5 separate regions of the Homo sapiens genome follow, and regions 2, 3, 4 and 5 are each linked to region 1. The links are chromatin contacts, found by Hi-C or POLR2A ChIA-PET in ENCODE. All regions are on one chromosome and are shown on one strand. Each heading gives the region's core, a stretch centred on a gene start or an enhancer-like site at or near the end of the contact. The rest is flanking DNA. Distances are from core to core; before and after follow the strand shown. Region 1 holds the start of COX7A2L (cytochrome c oxidase subunit 7A2 like). Region 2 overlaps MTA3 (metastasis associated 1 family member 3). Region 3 holds the start of LINC02898 (long intergenic non-protein coding RNA 2898). Region 4 overlaps MTA3 (metastasis associated 1 family member 3). Region 5 holds the start of LINC01913 (long intergenic non-protein coding RNA 1913).

Region 1 (2,854 bases), core at 49-2,548:
GTTACTTAGCTTCTCCAGGCGTCATTTTCCTGTATTCTAAAATGGAGATGATAATAGCATTTACCTTATAGGATTGTTGTGAAGATTAAATGAGTTTAGGGCAATGCTATATATAGGTTAGTATCATCCATCAATTTGCAACATGATTTCATAAGTGCATCTAGAATATGCTTGTGTAAACCTATGGTTAGATGATGAAGCTAAGAAAAGCCTGAGTCCATCCCTGGAGAGTAAGAAACTAGTATACTCCTTTTACACAGTACCTTGCACACAGCACAGGCTTAACAGACATATTTAAATTGAACTGAAGCGAATACTACCAGAACTGAAAGTGGTAGTTCCAGATCTTTCAGGCTCAAGGTCCAGATTTTACAAGTGTTTCTGATCACCCTCCCCCTACCTCATTTATCGCAAAGAGCAGAGGCCAGGAAAAGGATGAATAATCAATGACCTTAAAACTCAGGTGAGAATAAAAACCAGTTCTGAGAAACCGTGTGACATTTACATCCTGGTACCTGAGCTTTAGATCACTCTGCATGTGTATTTCCTCTGCACAAAGCCCAGGAGGCTACTTTTATATTATTGGGGCAAATCTCCCAACAGCCCTGGGTACTAAACAGCCTTCAGCAGGTGCTTCCAAATTTTCTTATTTGCTTCAACTCCCAGGTTGCCAGGGGAAGCTTGGCCGACAAGTCTATACTCCTGGGCAGACTGAGCAACAGCAGGTGGTGGCTTCTGGATAAGAGGTGCTCTAGGTCGGAAGGAAATAAATGAGACTACGATCAGTTAAAGTTCGGTAAAGCAAGAGACGCCTTCAACCCGACGACCAGACGGTGGCTCCGCAGCACAGACTCTCTCGGATGGTGGAATTCCCAACCGGCTTCGATGTAGCCCCGCCCCTACCCAGACCACGCCCACCAATCACCGCCCTCTCCCCCCCAGGCCCCGCCTGGAGCCCGCCCCTCCTAAAGCATGCTCCACCTGACTCCGACACTGCCGGGCTTAGTCCGCCGGGCTTAGTCCGTGGAGCGCTTGCGCATTTCTTGAGTTGTCGTGGCACTGCCCAAATCTGAATGGGGGAAAGAGGGAACTTCATATTTCCTACAGACTCCGCCACAGCGACTTTGCGTGCTCTCTTAGAGCTGGTTTTGCCTTTCGTGGTCCTGAGAACCCTGGCTTTTGGTTCCCCAATGCGGCTTAAGTGTGCAGGTTTTAAGTTAGGCGATCTTCGGGCAGCCCTAGTCCCAGCACCGGGTCCTTGCGCTGAGTCTCGGGACCACAGCCGGGGAGGCGGGGTCCTTCTCTGGGGCGGTCGCGTTGGCAGCGGATGCGGGAAGCCGGACTCTGGGCGTCATGTACTACAAGTTTAGTGGCTTCACGCAGAAGTTGGCAGGAGCATGGGCTTCGGAGGCCTATAGCCCGCAGGTACGAGTGGCGCCTGGCCAGCTCGGACATGAGAAGTGGCGGCCCTAGCCTCGGCGACAGGCAGTCGCGGCGTTGGAGCCAGGGGAGGCTTCTGCCCGCGGTCGAGTTCGTCTCTGTTCTCCTTGCACCTCCCGGGGCCTCTCCACACCAGCGTACGGTGGTCACTGAGGCTTCTTTTTGTGTACCTGCTCACCTGGCGGGGGCTGGCCTGGCGTGGAAGTTTGGTCTGGCTCACTGCAGGGGTCAAGGTGACCCCCGGGGTCACTTGTCTAAAAGGGATGGTTTGTGGGGGTCCCCAGTGTGACCCGAGTCAGAGGTCCGGCCTTCTCCCTCAATTCGAAGACATCTGGCTTTCGGCCTCCTTGTCGTTTGTCATCTGCCAGAGCCCCATAGGCAGCCTCACTTGAGCTCGAGATTAGAGAGCGCGGGGCTATAAAGGCGTTTAGAGAAACCATGGTGCAGGGGGTTGGGGGGCTATGATCTGGGTTGGGAAATTTAACAGGTTACTTAACACGTCCAGGGAGGGAAGTTGCATGCAGCGAGGTTACACTTTCCCGATTGTAAAATATTTGACAGATGCTCGTTGTTTGGGTTGTCTGAAAAGTATTCCATTTCACGCAGATTCTACCAATTGGAGTTTGACTCTCCAGCATGTGTTGGGGGTAAACATGAGGGATTTTAGAGCCCCAGACGTGCCTTTTCAAATCATGGCGTTTTCCGCTTTAATTGTGTGACCTTGGCCAAGTTATTTAATTTATTGTGAGCTCAGTTTCATCCAGGGCGGCGTTAGTACACATTAAATGAAGTGTGTCAAGTGACTAGCAGTTTGGGCAGGTGGTTGGTTCTGGATAAGTGTTAACTGTTCACCAGAAGCTGTCTGAGATAGTATATTCCCTCCTAATCCTCTAGAGAAGTGTGGGAAGTGTCGGTGAGATACGCAGTTAGACTGCAGTAGTGAGGGGCCCAGATGAGGTGTAAAGGATACTCCATTACTGTTGCTTCATTTCCTTTTTCTGTGGGACACTGCAGCTTGCCCAAGAGGCAGATGTTTAAGAAAGATTTCAGGTCTGGTACCGTGGCTCACGCCTGTAAATCACAGCACTTTGGAAGGCCGAGGCCGAGGGTCGCTTGAGCCCAGGAGTTTGAGATCAGCCTGGGGCAACATAGTGAGACCCTGTCTCTAAAAACAAAAACAGATGATTCTAATCTCAGATAAGAAGGGCAAGTTTTTTTTTTTTTTTTCGGGGGTTAGTGGGGGAGTTGCGGTGGGAACGGGAAGGAAGAGTTTAGGGTTTATAAATGTTGAGTTTGTGATATGTCATGCTTGGTAGCAGCTAGATTTTTGAATATGGAGTTTAATAAACTTGGGTGTCTTCAGCCCATAGGTGGTAATTTGTAGGGAAGAAAGGTTGGATTATAGTTAGAGTAT
Region 2 (2,700 bases), core at 88-2,587, 390 kb before region 1:
GGCCCTCCTGTACATATTTAGTAACTATACAGCATAAGACCGAGCTGAGCGGACACATGCAGGGTGGCAGCGGCTCTGAGCTTGCAGCAGCCCCACTGCCAAGTGGCCGCTGTTGCTGGGTGGGGCGCAGGGCGCTGCAGAAGGGAGGAGGTGGAGGGGTTCCCTCAGCCCCTCAATTCTCAGCAGGTCTCGCTCCGTAACAGCGAGGTCTCTGACAAGAAAGCGAGGTGCTGCTGATCCACACGTGGAGACACAGGATTTGGAACGTGCACTCCCACAGTTCCTTCCCCGCCCCATTGCGTCTCCATGGATGCACGCAGAGGTCTCCCACTGAAATGTACTGGGAGTGGGGCTGCCTTCTTCCCAGGCACGGCTGTGAACATCAGCAGGACAGTGCAGCAAGTCTTGGATTGTAGAATGAATCAGGGAAAGCTCAGTCTGACACACAGCACGTGAGTTCTAGAAAAGGGAAGTAACAGTGTGAAGGTTAAACAAGTCCCGATGGTGGAGGCAAGATGAAAGGGAGGATGGACTCACCCCTCCCAACATCACAACCTTCAGGGAAAGGAGGCTCAGCAGTAGGTCAAAGAAAATCTCATGACTAGGCCAGGTGTGGTGGCTCATGCCCATAATCCCAGCACTTTGAGAGGCCAAGGCCGGTGGATGGCTTGAGGCCAGAAGTTCAAGACAGTCTGGACGACATAGCATCACTCTGTCTCTACCAAAATAAAAATAAAAAGTTAGCCAGGTGTGGTGGTGCATGCCTGTAGTCCCAGCTACTTCAGGAGGCTGAGGGGGGAGGACTGCTTGAGCTCACAAAGCCAAGGCTGCAGTGAGCTGTGGTCGCACCACGGCACTCCAGCCCAGGCGACAGAGCAAGACCCTGTCTGAAAAAAAAAAAAAGGGCTCACAATGTAGTTTAACACTGGATCAAAGGGAAAGTTTAATTAGGGCCAATAAAATATATAATTGATACTGAAGGACGGAAAGATCTTAAAAGCTGGGTTTTGAATAGGCGGGTTTAGTGGTCACTGGAGAGGTGCTACAGTACACCAGGCAAGAGAAGAGACTCATGGAACTTTTCTGACGGATACTAAGGAATAGGGAACACAGTTGGCTGGGAGGAGGCACGATCTCATCTGAGCTCATCATAATTAATCATAATGATGTGGGCACCCAGAGGCTATGAACACATTTCTTGTAGGAGGGGAGTGAACTTCACTCTCCCACAGTGTCAGGAACTATTCCTATGCCCCTCACTCCCACCCCCTCCACTTCCCCAAAAACCTTCAACTCTGACCATCTGGAGACTACAGCAGAGACAAGTAAATGAAAAAGCAGAAGTGGCCTGCAAACCACATCACCACCGTGTTGTATTAGAAAGTTGTGAAAGCTTTTTACTTAGTTATTAGGAAAGTGGCTAGGAGGGAAGTGGGGTTGTTTGCTGAGAAGGGATAAGATGCTCAGATATTCTCTGCCCCAGGCACATCACCCTGCTGCCAGGAAAGGACCCAGCAATGCTCACCTTCACAGCCTCAGAGCATGCCAAGGAAGGGCTGCAGGATGGAGCAGAGCTGTGTCTTCACTTCATGAGCTTTTCTAGGATAGGGAAGATACCTGTACCCAGCTTGGTATTTGATATGAGCTCAGCAAGTATGTGTTAAATAAAGGCCCAGATAAATTCAGTTTAGGAATCATGCTAACCTTGCTTTATTGAACATACTGTAGGTTATGTAACTACCTTATTTAACCTTCAGCAGAATCTTGGGAGTGTCAGAAAGGTTAAGAACTTGCTCAAGGTCACAGTAAGTAAGCTGAGGAGTCAAGATTTGAATGTAGACCTTAATTTGTGTCAAGTTTTTCCTACTACACCAAGCTGCTCATTCTCCATCCAGCCCAGTGTTCTGCTAACAGCCCAGTAAGAGCATCCTGACCTCCTCAGTGTCTAAATGGAAGGTTATGTAAGTGTCAGCGTCTCCTAGGAGCCACTCTCTCTTTTTGTATTTAGTGGAGCAGGAGCTCTGTCATTCATCTGTCTAAACCCTTATGGAATTAAACCACCTATCAAAAGAGCTGCTTTTAATAGTTTCCCAAGTTTCTAGCCTGCCATGGTAAATTGTGCTTTTATTTGTGCCAAACTTGCCTGCTGCGGTTTCAGAAACAACCCTCTCCTCCTAGCATCTCAGGTTCTGGTGCCCAGGCTCCACTCTGCCTTCTCCACCCTGGCCACGGTTTTCAATTGAGACAGGCCACCTCTCTGTATTCTGGGCTGAAGAATCCCAGTACTTACCACCTGCCCTTACAAGGTTATCACTTCACTCTCCTCTGCTCAGAGCTTCCCCAGATCCTCTGCATTTCCTTGGAGCAGGAACAAGAGCCAGATACAGAGACTCAGCACAGTAGCACAGGCAGAGAGCCCCAGGAAAATGTCTACATCAATTCTCAGTCTCCTTCCTAGACCATGATGTAGCCCAAATCATTTCTCTTTTTGTTTATTTATTCTCAAATGTATTAACCTATATTTGCCACTTTGGTACGTACTCGCCCTGACTGACAGGCACTTATTTTTTTGTTTGTTTGTTTTTTGCAAAATTTTCCCTAATGGTTTGACTACTCAGAAGTACTTGAAGTCCATGGACTTGGAGATTCTGCACTTAAATCAACCAATCCAATGAAAGCAATCCAGCCAGCTAGCTGGTG
Region 3 (2,701 bases), core at 156-2,655, 410 kb after region 1:
CCCAAAGGTGAAGGAGGGCTGGCGCGGCTTCTTTGCCCAGGGCTGACCACTCCCAGCATCTCAGGCCAGCAGCCACCCAGCACCATCTGCCTCATTTCCTGTGCTTCCTCCTAGTGAGTGGCAGCTTGGACTCTTGGCTGCAGGCAGTTCTCCTGAACCGGTCACCAGGGCTCAGGATGAGCTATCCAGATGCATCTGTGACAATGTGGCTTTCATCTTCATCACAGTTGACCCCGTGGGAGGAAAGCCCCCTTTCTCCCACTTCAGCCCACATCTCTCTTCCCAGAACAGCAAACTGCCACCCAGGAGGGACTGCCGCTTCCCTGGTCGTGGGAAACTCTGCAGAACCTCCTCTCCTGAGCACTCCTGAGCGAAGAGCCAAGCCAGGGTAAGCCTGTGCATATAAGGCCTCAATTTTAGATTAGATTCCCAAATTTAATTTCCTATTCCTTAATTTAATTCTGCATTTTAGTTTTGTTTTTATTATTTACATGGGTTCCCTTTAATGATTCCAAATTGCTGCTGCCCTCTAGCAGAATTTTGTCTTATGTTAACTTCTTGAAAACTGATCAGCATTGGAGTTTATTCCACGCTGGGTTTAGTTATTTTCTGAAACGAAGCACAATTAAATTAGAATAATGAACATGCTCTTTAGAGGATTAATTCATAATTAGCAGGCCATGTGCTACAGCTCACAGAAGAAAGGGCACAAGGATCGAAAGCTGTTTTTTTCTGCCTAAATATGAAAAGTACATTCTGCAGAGCAGAACAAATCAGCTAATGACATCCAGAGCGCTGGCCAGCCCCAGAGCAGCATGGAGCTGGCACCTTGAGTTAGCGCAATCCCCACCGATGCTGCTGCCTACCTTTCCTCCCCGAGAAGGCTGGCAGCGGGCAATTTGCCTGGCTCTTCTCTCCTCAGCACAGCTGATAGAAGCCACTGTGGACCTCCTAAATTCTACCCCCAGGAAGCCCCAAACTCCACAGCCTGTGGCTTCACAAGCTTCATCCTCAGAGCTTCCTACAGCCCATTCACTCATTCATTCTTTCATCCAAGGAATGTTTTACTAGCTCCTGCTATACACCAGGCATCCATGGGATGGCCCACCCTCGGGATACATCAGGGAAGAAAACATACAAAGACCCCTACCCTTTTGGAAGTTATACTTGAGCAGGCAGAGACAGACAATAAATGGTAAAAATAATAAGTAAATTATGTATTATGTTAGAAGGTGATGAGTGCTAAAGAGGAAGGGGGGTTGAGAGTGGTGTGTGTGTGTGTGTGTGTGTGTGTGTGTGCGCGCGTGCCTGTGTGCTTTGCAGTTTTAAATAGGATGGGTCATGGTAGGCTTATGGGGAAGGTTTCAATTGAGCGAAGACTTGAAGGAAGTGAGAAAGTGAGTCACTTTCAAGCAAGTCACCCAGGTCAAGCCTGTTCTAGAAGAAACAACTATAGCAAAAGCCCTAAGGTTGGAGTGTGGCTGGTGAGTTCGGGAAGGATGGGGCCAGTGGGGGCTGAATGGAGGGAGTGAGTGGGAGATGAGGGGGACCCCATCAAGTGGGGCCTTGGGTTTTTCTCCGAGAGAACTGAAAGTCAGGGCAGGGTTCTGAGCACAGGCAGGACGTGGTCTTTTACTAAAGGATCTCTGGCTGCTGGCTGAGAACAGACTTTACAGGGTCAGGTAGATGGAAGGATGGAAGGTGGGAGACCTGTCAGAAGGCTCACAGCTTAGGCCTCTGAAACTCCAGCCCCAGGTTTTCCCATACCATGTTCTCTGGGCCTGCCAAAGTGCTGAGCTCAGGCCTCAGAACCAGGCACAGAGGCTTAGAGTCTCCTGCAGTCCCCTTTCTCCCAGAAGGACCAGTATATTTATTTTTTTATTTTTTTTATTTTTTAAACAGCCAGAGCTCACACATGGTGAGGATGTCCAGACCATTATTCCTCGATTGGGCCTGGAGACCCCTCTGCAGCCCCTCCCAATCTCTCCCACTGACCTACGGACCAGAAGGCTGGATTTTGCAATGGAAGGGAACTTGCAGGCAGCAGACAGCTCTGCACTGTCCCTTTGATTTTCCTCAGGCACCTCTGAGAGGGAGACACACTCTCAGCCAAGTACCCAACAAGGGACATGAGAAGGCTTCTGCTGTGCAGCTGCCAGAGAAACAGGGGACAGATCAAAGCAGGAGAGGACCAACATCTGCGGTAACCAAAGCAAGGACAAGGTACAAACACATTGAATGAATAAATAAGCAGATGAATGACTGATGGGTGGGGGGAATGAATGATTAATGCATAAATGAATGATTGATGAATAAACAAATGTATAGCCTGGAGCTGGCTCCTGCTCCCTGCTCTTTGGGTATCTTCTCTACTGGGAACCGAAGATTAAAGATGCTCCCGTGACCTTCACCTCTGGAATTCCCTGCTGGAGTTGGGATTACACCTGCTTCTGAGCCCAGAGGTTGGGGAGGCTTTGGCTTAGGATCGGTGGCCCAAGGCTGCAGAGATGTGCTGGCGGAAGGAGGCTGGAAGCAACTGGGGCTGGTCTGGAAGACCCCTGGGCAGCTTGTAGGTTCTGAGTGCGGAGAACTCCAAGGATCTGAGAGGAGAGAAGGGTGTGTTGGGAAGAGGGGAAAAGGAGTGGTTTAGTTTTTCCTTCCTGGTTCTACACGGGACATTCTGCAGATGCTGGGCCTTGGG
Region 4 (2,700 bases), core at 63-2,562, 300 kb before region 1:
TAGAGATGGGGTTTCACTATGTTGCCCAGGCTGGTCTCGAACTCCTTTGACCCACCTGCCTTGGCCTCCCAAAGTGCTAGGATTACAGGCGTGAGCCACACTGCCCAGCCCTATATTCTTCTTTGTATATTGTATAAAACAGATCTTATATTTTAACAAAACGAGTGAAACCTATAAAGCCCCCATGGCTTCAATGTTTTTTAACAATTATGAATCTTATATATTTTAGATTAGCAGTGTTTGAAATTCACAGCTCAACTATATTCATAACAGATTTCAAAATGAGGATGTGAGAACTACTGATGTGCAAACAGTTTAATTACCTGCTCCCAATACATTATTGGTGATTTGACAAGTAGCATAAATTGTCTCGGATAAATCGATGTCAGATTAGGAATGCTGACAGCCCATTGAAGTCCTCAGAATAAAAGTCACAAAGAAAATCACTTAGGAAGGGCTATCAGGTTTCAGCAGTTCCACAACCCTGCCCTCTCTGCAGGCCTCTCAAAGAGGTCTTCAGATCCAAGGTTTGATCACCTAATAGAAAAAGGTGCTAAAGCGATCAGAATAGGACCGTAATTAGTCGGCAGTGGTGGCGGACGCCTGTAATCTCAGCTACTGGCTGAGGCAGGAGACTGAAGCAGGAGAAACACTTGAACCCAGGAAGCAGAGGTTGCAGTGAGCCAAGATCACGCCACTGCACTCCAGCCTGGGCAACAGAGCAAACTGTCTCAAAAAAAAAAAAAAAAAAAAAAAAAAAAGGTAAGCGGGGTGAGGGGGTAGTAGGACCATAAATACTCAAAGAAAAGAATGTGACTCCCCAAATTCAACTGAATGATGAATCCATTTTCATTTAATGGTACAAAACAACCAATGAACCTTTCATATGTTCTTTTTGGGAAACAATCTGCAAAGCTCATTATCAACATACTAATAATTAATTTTTAACCATACTACTCAATTTTATAAATGCCTCAGGATCTAAGAGTCTAAGTAAAGCTGAACCTAAAGCAGTATGAGAAGGAAACCATGGTATTTAAATGTTGCAAGCAAAAAAACACATCTTCTTCAGTGCTGCCTCAAAGAAAGACAATAATGACGCTTAAATCCAAGTCATTCTAACAAAAATGAGGTGGAAGGGTAGATAGAAGAGGTAATCTGACAGAGGAGAGATAACTACTCAGGAGGAATCAAGTGCAGATCCAAACCCTATCTCTGAAACCAGCTATACAAACATGACAAAACACCACTTCCTGAGCCTCTGAGCCTACTTCTGCTTTAGAAAATAATTACGGTAATAAATAACTAGAAAGAATATATGTGATACAAAAGTAATCGGACCTCAAAATTACTAAGCTTCAGAATGGAAACAAAACAGGAGAGATAAAAAACACTGAAGGGTGTGAAGGTAACTTCCTAGAAGGAGCATAAGAGGCAAGTATTACAGAAACTACACAGAAAATGATTATTTATGAAACAGAGTCTTACTCTGTTGCCTACATTGGGATGATCATAGCTCACTGCAGCCTCGAACTTCTTGGCTCAAGGGATCCCTCCACCTCAGCCTCACGAATAGTTGGAACTACAAGCACTCACCACCATGCCTGGCTAATTTGTTTTGTTTTGTTTTGTAGAGACAGAGTCTTGTTATGTTGCCTAGGCCTGTCTCAGACTCCTGGCCTCAAGTGATCATCCTGCCTCAGCCTCCCAAAGTTTTGAGACTACAGGCATAAGCCAGTGTACTTGGCCATAAAATGATGTTTAAAGGAATTAAGGTATATAGGTAGAATCCTCTTTAAAATGCTTCTTTAAAATATCACCTTCACTGACAACAAATACCAAACCTCTAAAACTGCCCTCTCCCAAAAGAAATTCACCTGCTGTCCTGCACATTCACCAGCAGTGGGAAGCAGTGAGCTGCTGCAGCTGTGAACCAAGAGCCCACACAGGCCCTCTCTACCTCAGGCAAGTCAGCCCAGCTGCCACGAGAACTCTCCACCATCTCAGGAACAAGCTTTTCCACTTGCACTCAAGCAGGGACCACATCCCCAGTTATAATCTGAGAAGCAGTATCTCATAAGAATAGTGTTAAACTACAAGGGACTGGTTACATAAATAATAGTTTACCTATATAAGATCATGCAACATTAGGGTAAAACTAAGTTCTTGCAGTGATTTTTAAAAAGGTATTTTTATCCGGCCAGGCACAGTGGCTCACACCTGTAATCCCAGCAACTCTGGGAGGCCGAAGTGGGCAGATCACGAGGTCAGGAATTCGAGACCAGCCTGACCAACACGGTGAAACCCGTCTCTACTAAAAATACAAAAATTAGCTAGGTGTGGTGACGTGCGCCTGTAATCCCAGCTACTCGGGAGGCTGAGGCAGAAGAATCACTTGAACCCGGGAAGCGGAGATTGCAGTGAGCCGAGATCGCACCACTGCACTCCAGCCTGGGCGACAGGGCGAGACTCTGTCTCAAAAAAAAAAAAAAAAAGTATTTATATAATATAGTTAGGGAAAACATAGGGGCGGTGGAGGTCATTTAAAACAGTTAAAAAGAAAGTTCACATAAGACTTAGTTATCAAAATGTACTAAAATGTGGTGCTTGCACAGGGAAAAATAGATCTACAAAACAAAAGAGAATAGATTAAAAGTCTATAAACAGGCCTAAGTATATCTAGGAACCTAAAATATGATA
Region 5 (2,754 bases), core at 97-2,596, 480 kb after region 1:
CCCGTGGTGACTGTGTTGCCCGGATCCTCAGCAGAGGCCGTGTGGGCAACATGGTCATGGAAGGAAGGTAGCTTATGAACTCCGCATTCAGACACTTCAGAATTGGAGCTGGGCGGGGTGGGTTGGGGGATGGGAGGAGGAGGGATGGGGAAGGAACATTAGTCAGGATCCACCACCAAAGTGTTGGAATCTGGCTGTCCAAAAGCCCAGAGCTAAAATTTATTTGGTTTTGGTCCTGTTGTTAATGAACAGAGGGTGTCAGCGAACCTCACTCAGTGTTAGCCCAGTCTCCTGAGTAGGTGAGGAGAACCTGGAAGCCATAACCCCACCAAGAAGTTCTGTCAGGGAGCAGGGAATTTAGACCTCATCAGATGCCTGTGGAGTGACAGAGATCCCATTCACCACCGACAGCCTCCAGCTCATACCCTAGCAGCGATCGAGGAGGTGTGGGTAAGGGGTCTTTGGGGCCGCCTCCGGGAGAGACTGTGACTCGCTGGACCCATTATGTGCTGTGGCCAAAGCCCTTGACATGGATGGGGAAGGGGTACGGGAGAGGAGCAGGCACAGAGTCTGCTCATCCAGGGATTCCCAGACGAGCTGAGCCTCTCCCTAAACAGGAGTAAATGCCCCAAATCCCCTTCTTGCCAGGGATATGGGGATGCCCTAGGGGCAGGCCTAGCTTGTACTTCCCCCTGTGAGTCCACAGCGTGCAGCACGGGGCTGAGCACCCAGTGAGCAGATGGCTCTGAGGCTGGCAGTTCAAGCAGTGGGGCCTCAGAAACAGGCAGAACTGCCCGCCGTTCTCCAGCTGCGACTGCCCTCCTCTGCATCTGCTAAGTGGGCATGACTGGCACCCACCTCTAGAGCTGCTGTGAACATCGAGTAGCACCGTGCATGACCTGGGTTTGGCATGCTTGGCATGGAGTGAGACCCCATAATGTTAGCTACTGTTGTATTAATAATAATTTATTTTCAATATGACTTATTTAATGGAATGGATGAAGCAAAGGACGAGATTCAGCGGGAAGGGCTGGGCTTCGAGACCTGATCCTTTCTCATTTTAATGCTGCTCCCTCACTGTGGTCAGCCTGAGTGGGATCGGCTGCCCGGCCTTCATTTTACCTTTGTTGCCATCTCTCTTTGCGGTGGTTCTTTCTCTTCCTCCTCCTCCGCCTCATAAGCAAAGGGTAAGGCACAGTTCTGAATCTTTGGTTCTGTAAAGAGGCGTGCCCATCTCTGTGCTTGATTCCACTGGAAAAATAAGAACAATTCCTATTATTTTCGGTTCCGAGACCTTGAGTGTGTCAGGCTTCAGGTTCACTTCCTACATCTCTCCACGTTGCCCGGATCTGCAAGTAATTTAACCTTGTTTTTATAGAGCGCAAAGACGTTCCGCTTGTTTACACTGGAGACAAATTTTCCTCAATTGACGCAATCCTATTGATTAAATAATGACCTTCTTCCTCATTTAAAGGTAATTTCGGTTGGTATCATGACGTGGAGGAAGAAAATGAATGCCTTTTCTGTCTTGCTGTCTGAAGGGCAGGCAGTGAGGGCCGACTCCCAGAGCCCTGGGCAGGGCCCTCTCATTTTTCTCACCTGTTCTGGAACTTCATCAGGCGTCGGAGTGGGGCTAGTGCTGGGACCCCTTGAGGAGGTGGGCTAAATAGGACCAGTCTTGATTAGGGAAATTAAAAAGCCAGCATTTGCTATGTAATAAGATGTCAAGGCTGGGGCAGAGTAGATGCTACTTTGTTTTAAAACTTGATTTGCTTTCAAGACTTGTACGTAAATTACTTTTCAAGCTCATATCACACGATATAGTCCGGGCATGTCATTTGAGCCAAGGATTTAAAATCAAAGGGAAAGGCAATGTGCAAGTTCAGGAAGAACTTCAGGGAACAGCTCACACAGGAGAGACACAAAGATGGGAGCCTGGGGTGGTGAGAGAGTTGTTGGGTACTCTTGGGTAAGTCCTTTAACTTCTTCTGGGTCTAGATTCCTCATTGGTAAAACAGGGGTGACTGGATCAGATGACTTCTAAGGTACTTTCTTGGTTCTATGTTCTGTGATACGATGGAATCTGGAGACCCGGTTATTATTTGCTTCCATTCCAGATCCGTGTACTGTCTATTTCCATAAGGATAAGACCAGTGGATGACATTTGGAAGGATGGGACCTCTGTTGTTCCATTTTCTTTCTGTGAGGTCAGGTCAGTGCATTGTGTGTTAGCAATGCCATTTAAGAAATAGATATCCCTATATGTTCTGTAGGAGAATGCATATTTTGCAATGATCTGAAAAATTATCCTAATGCAAATACAGAGTGGCATAAATACCATGGCTGGACAGGAGCTAGACATGAATAAAAGAAAATCGGAGCTGACATTTTAAAGGTTTTTGCCCTATTATAGGCACATCTAGGCATTCCTTCATTTTCTCTTTACCAGAGGTTGGCAAACATTTTCTGTAAAGAGCCAGACAGTAAATATTTTAGGCTTTGTGGGCTATAACATCTTGGTTTTAGCAATTCAACTTTGCTGTAGTAGCAGAAAAGCAGTCACAGGTAAGATGTAAACAAATGTGTGTGGCTATATTCCAATTAAACTTTATGACCCTGACATTTGAATGTCATATCCTTTTCAGGTGTCACAAAATATTTTCTTGATTTTTTTCAACCATTTATAATGTAAAAACCATTCTTAGTTCATAGGCCTTCACAAAAACGGTCGGTGAGCCAGATTTGGCCCCATAA

Evidence for each region. Hi-C counts contacts between places; a loop is a spot of excess contacts on that map. ChIA-PET counts read pairs that join two places held with the same protein, here RNA polymerase II (POLR2A). Pooled maps may share reads with other maps.
Region 2: a loop to region 1 is called in a map of B cell, with 6 times the contacts of the local background. The contact joins the enhancer-like site here to the promoter of COX7A2L in region 1. A Hi-C loop is called at or near these places in 1 of 168 maps with a recorded cell type or tissue (B cell) and 4 of 50 pooled maps. POLR2A ChIA-PET finds 5 or more read pairs at or near these places in 2 of 52 experiments (PC-9 and activated naive CD4-positive, alpha-beta T cell).
Region 3: a pooled map shows a loop between it and region 1 (9-fold over the local background). The contact joins the promoter of LINC02898 here to the promoter of COX7A2L in region 1. A Hi-C loop is called at or near these places in 4 of 37 single-sample maps with no recorded cell type and 4 of 50 pooled maps. POLR2A ChIA-PET finds 5 or more read pairs at or near these places in 1 of 52 experiments (Caco-2).
Region 4: a loop to region 1 is called in a map of B cell, with 10 times the contacts of the local background. The contact joins the enhancer-like site here to the promoter of COX7A2L in region 1. A Hi-C loop is called at or near these places in 17 of 168 maps with a recorded cell type or tissue (B cell, CD4-positive, alpha-beta T cell, CD4-positive, alpha-beta memory T cell and 13 more), 29 of 37 single-sample maps with no recorded cell type and 25 of 50 pooled maps. POLR2A ChIA-PET finds 5 or more read pairs at or near these places in 5 of 52 experiments (CD4-positive, alpha-beta T cell, PC-9, Panc1 and 2 more).
Region 5: a loop to region 1 is called in a map of dorsolateral prefrontal cortex, with 4 times the contacts of the local background. The contact joins the promoter of LINC01913 here to the promoter of COX7A2L in region 1. A Hi-C loop is called at or near these places in 2 of 168 maps with a recorded cell type or tissue (dorsolateral prefrontal cortex and posterior cingulate gyrus), 1 of 37 single-sample maps with no recorded cell type and 14 of 50 pooled maps. POLR2A ChIA-PET finds 5 or more read pairs at or near these places in 1 of 52 experiments (Panc1).

Annotation. Positions count from the first base shown.
Region 1 is chr2:42,359,661-42,362,514 of GRCh38, reverse strand. It overlaps COX7A2L (cytochrome c oxidase subunit 7A2 like), which reads left to right and starts at 1,298. Exons shown (of 3, transcript NM_004718.4): 1 at 1,298-1,425. The coding sequence starts at 1,354. RefSeq lists enhancers at 558-647, 1,208-1,267, 637-1,380, 1,288-1,607, 1,381-2,125 and 1 more and a silencer at 838-1,007.
Region 2 is chr2:42,751,133-42,753,832 of GRCh38, reverse strand. MTA3 (metastasis associated 1 family member 3) reads right to left here. Exons shown (of 17, transcript NM_001330442.2): 17 at 1-459. The coding sequence ends at 434. Among named protein-coding and RNA genes, the nearest start is that of OXER1, 12 kb to the left of the region's middle. Within about 2 kb of position 1,337, at least 3 of the 41 ENCODE cell types and tissues checked have a DNase peak (open chromatin) inside an H3K27ac peak, as active enhancers do.
Region 3 is chr2:41,952,510-41,955,210 of GRCh38, reverse strand. LINC02898 (long intergenic non-protein coding RNA 2898) reads left to right here and starts at 1,405. Exons shown (of 4, transcript NR_161189.1): 1 at 1,405-1,484; 2 at 1,903-2,223. LOC124905996 (a long non-coding RNA gene) reads right to left here. Exons shown (of 3, transcript XR_007086296.1): 3 at 2,162-2,600. RefSeq lists an enhancer at 1,530-1,669.
Region 4 is chr2:42,662,528-42,665,227 of GRCh38, reverse strand. The region is part of intron 8 of MTA3 (metastasis associated 1 family member 3); the gene reads right to left. Among named protein-coding and RNA genes, the nearest start is that of MTA3, 95 kb to the right of the region's middle. RefSeq lists an enhancer at 1,599-1,648. Within about 2 kb of position 1,312, at least 2 of the 41 ENCODE cell types and tissues checked have a DNase peak (open chromatin) inside an H3K27ac peak, as active enhancers do; they include B cell, where a contact is called at or near this core.
Region 5 is chr2:41,876,147-41,878,900 of GRCh38, reverse strand. It overlaps LINC01913 (long intergenic non-protein coding RNA 1913), which reads right to left and starts at 1,346. Exons shown (of 3, transcript NR_033996.1): 1 at 1,123-1,346.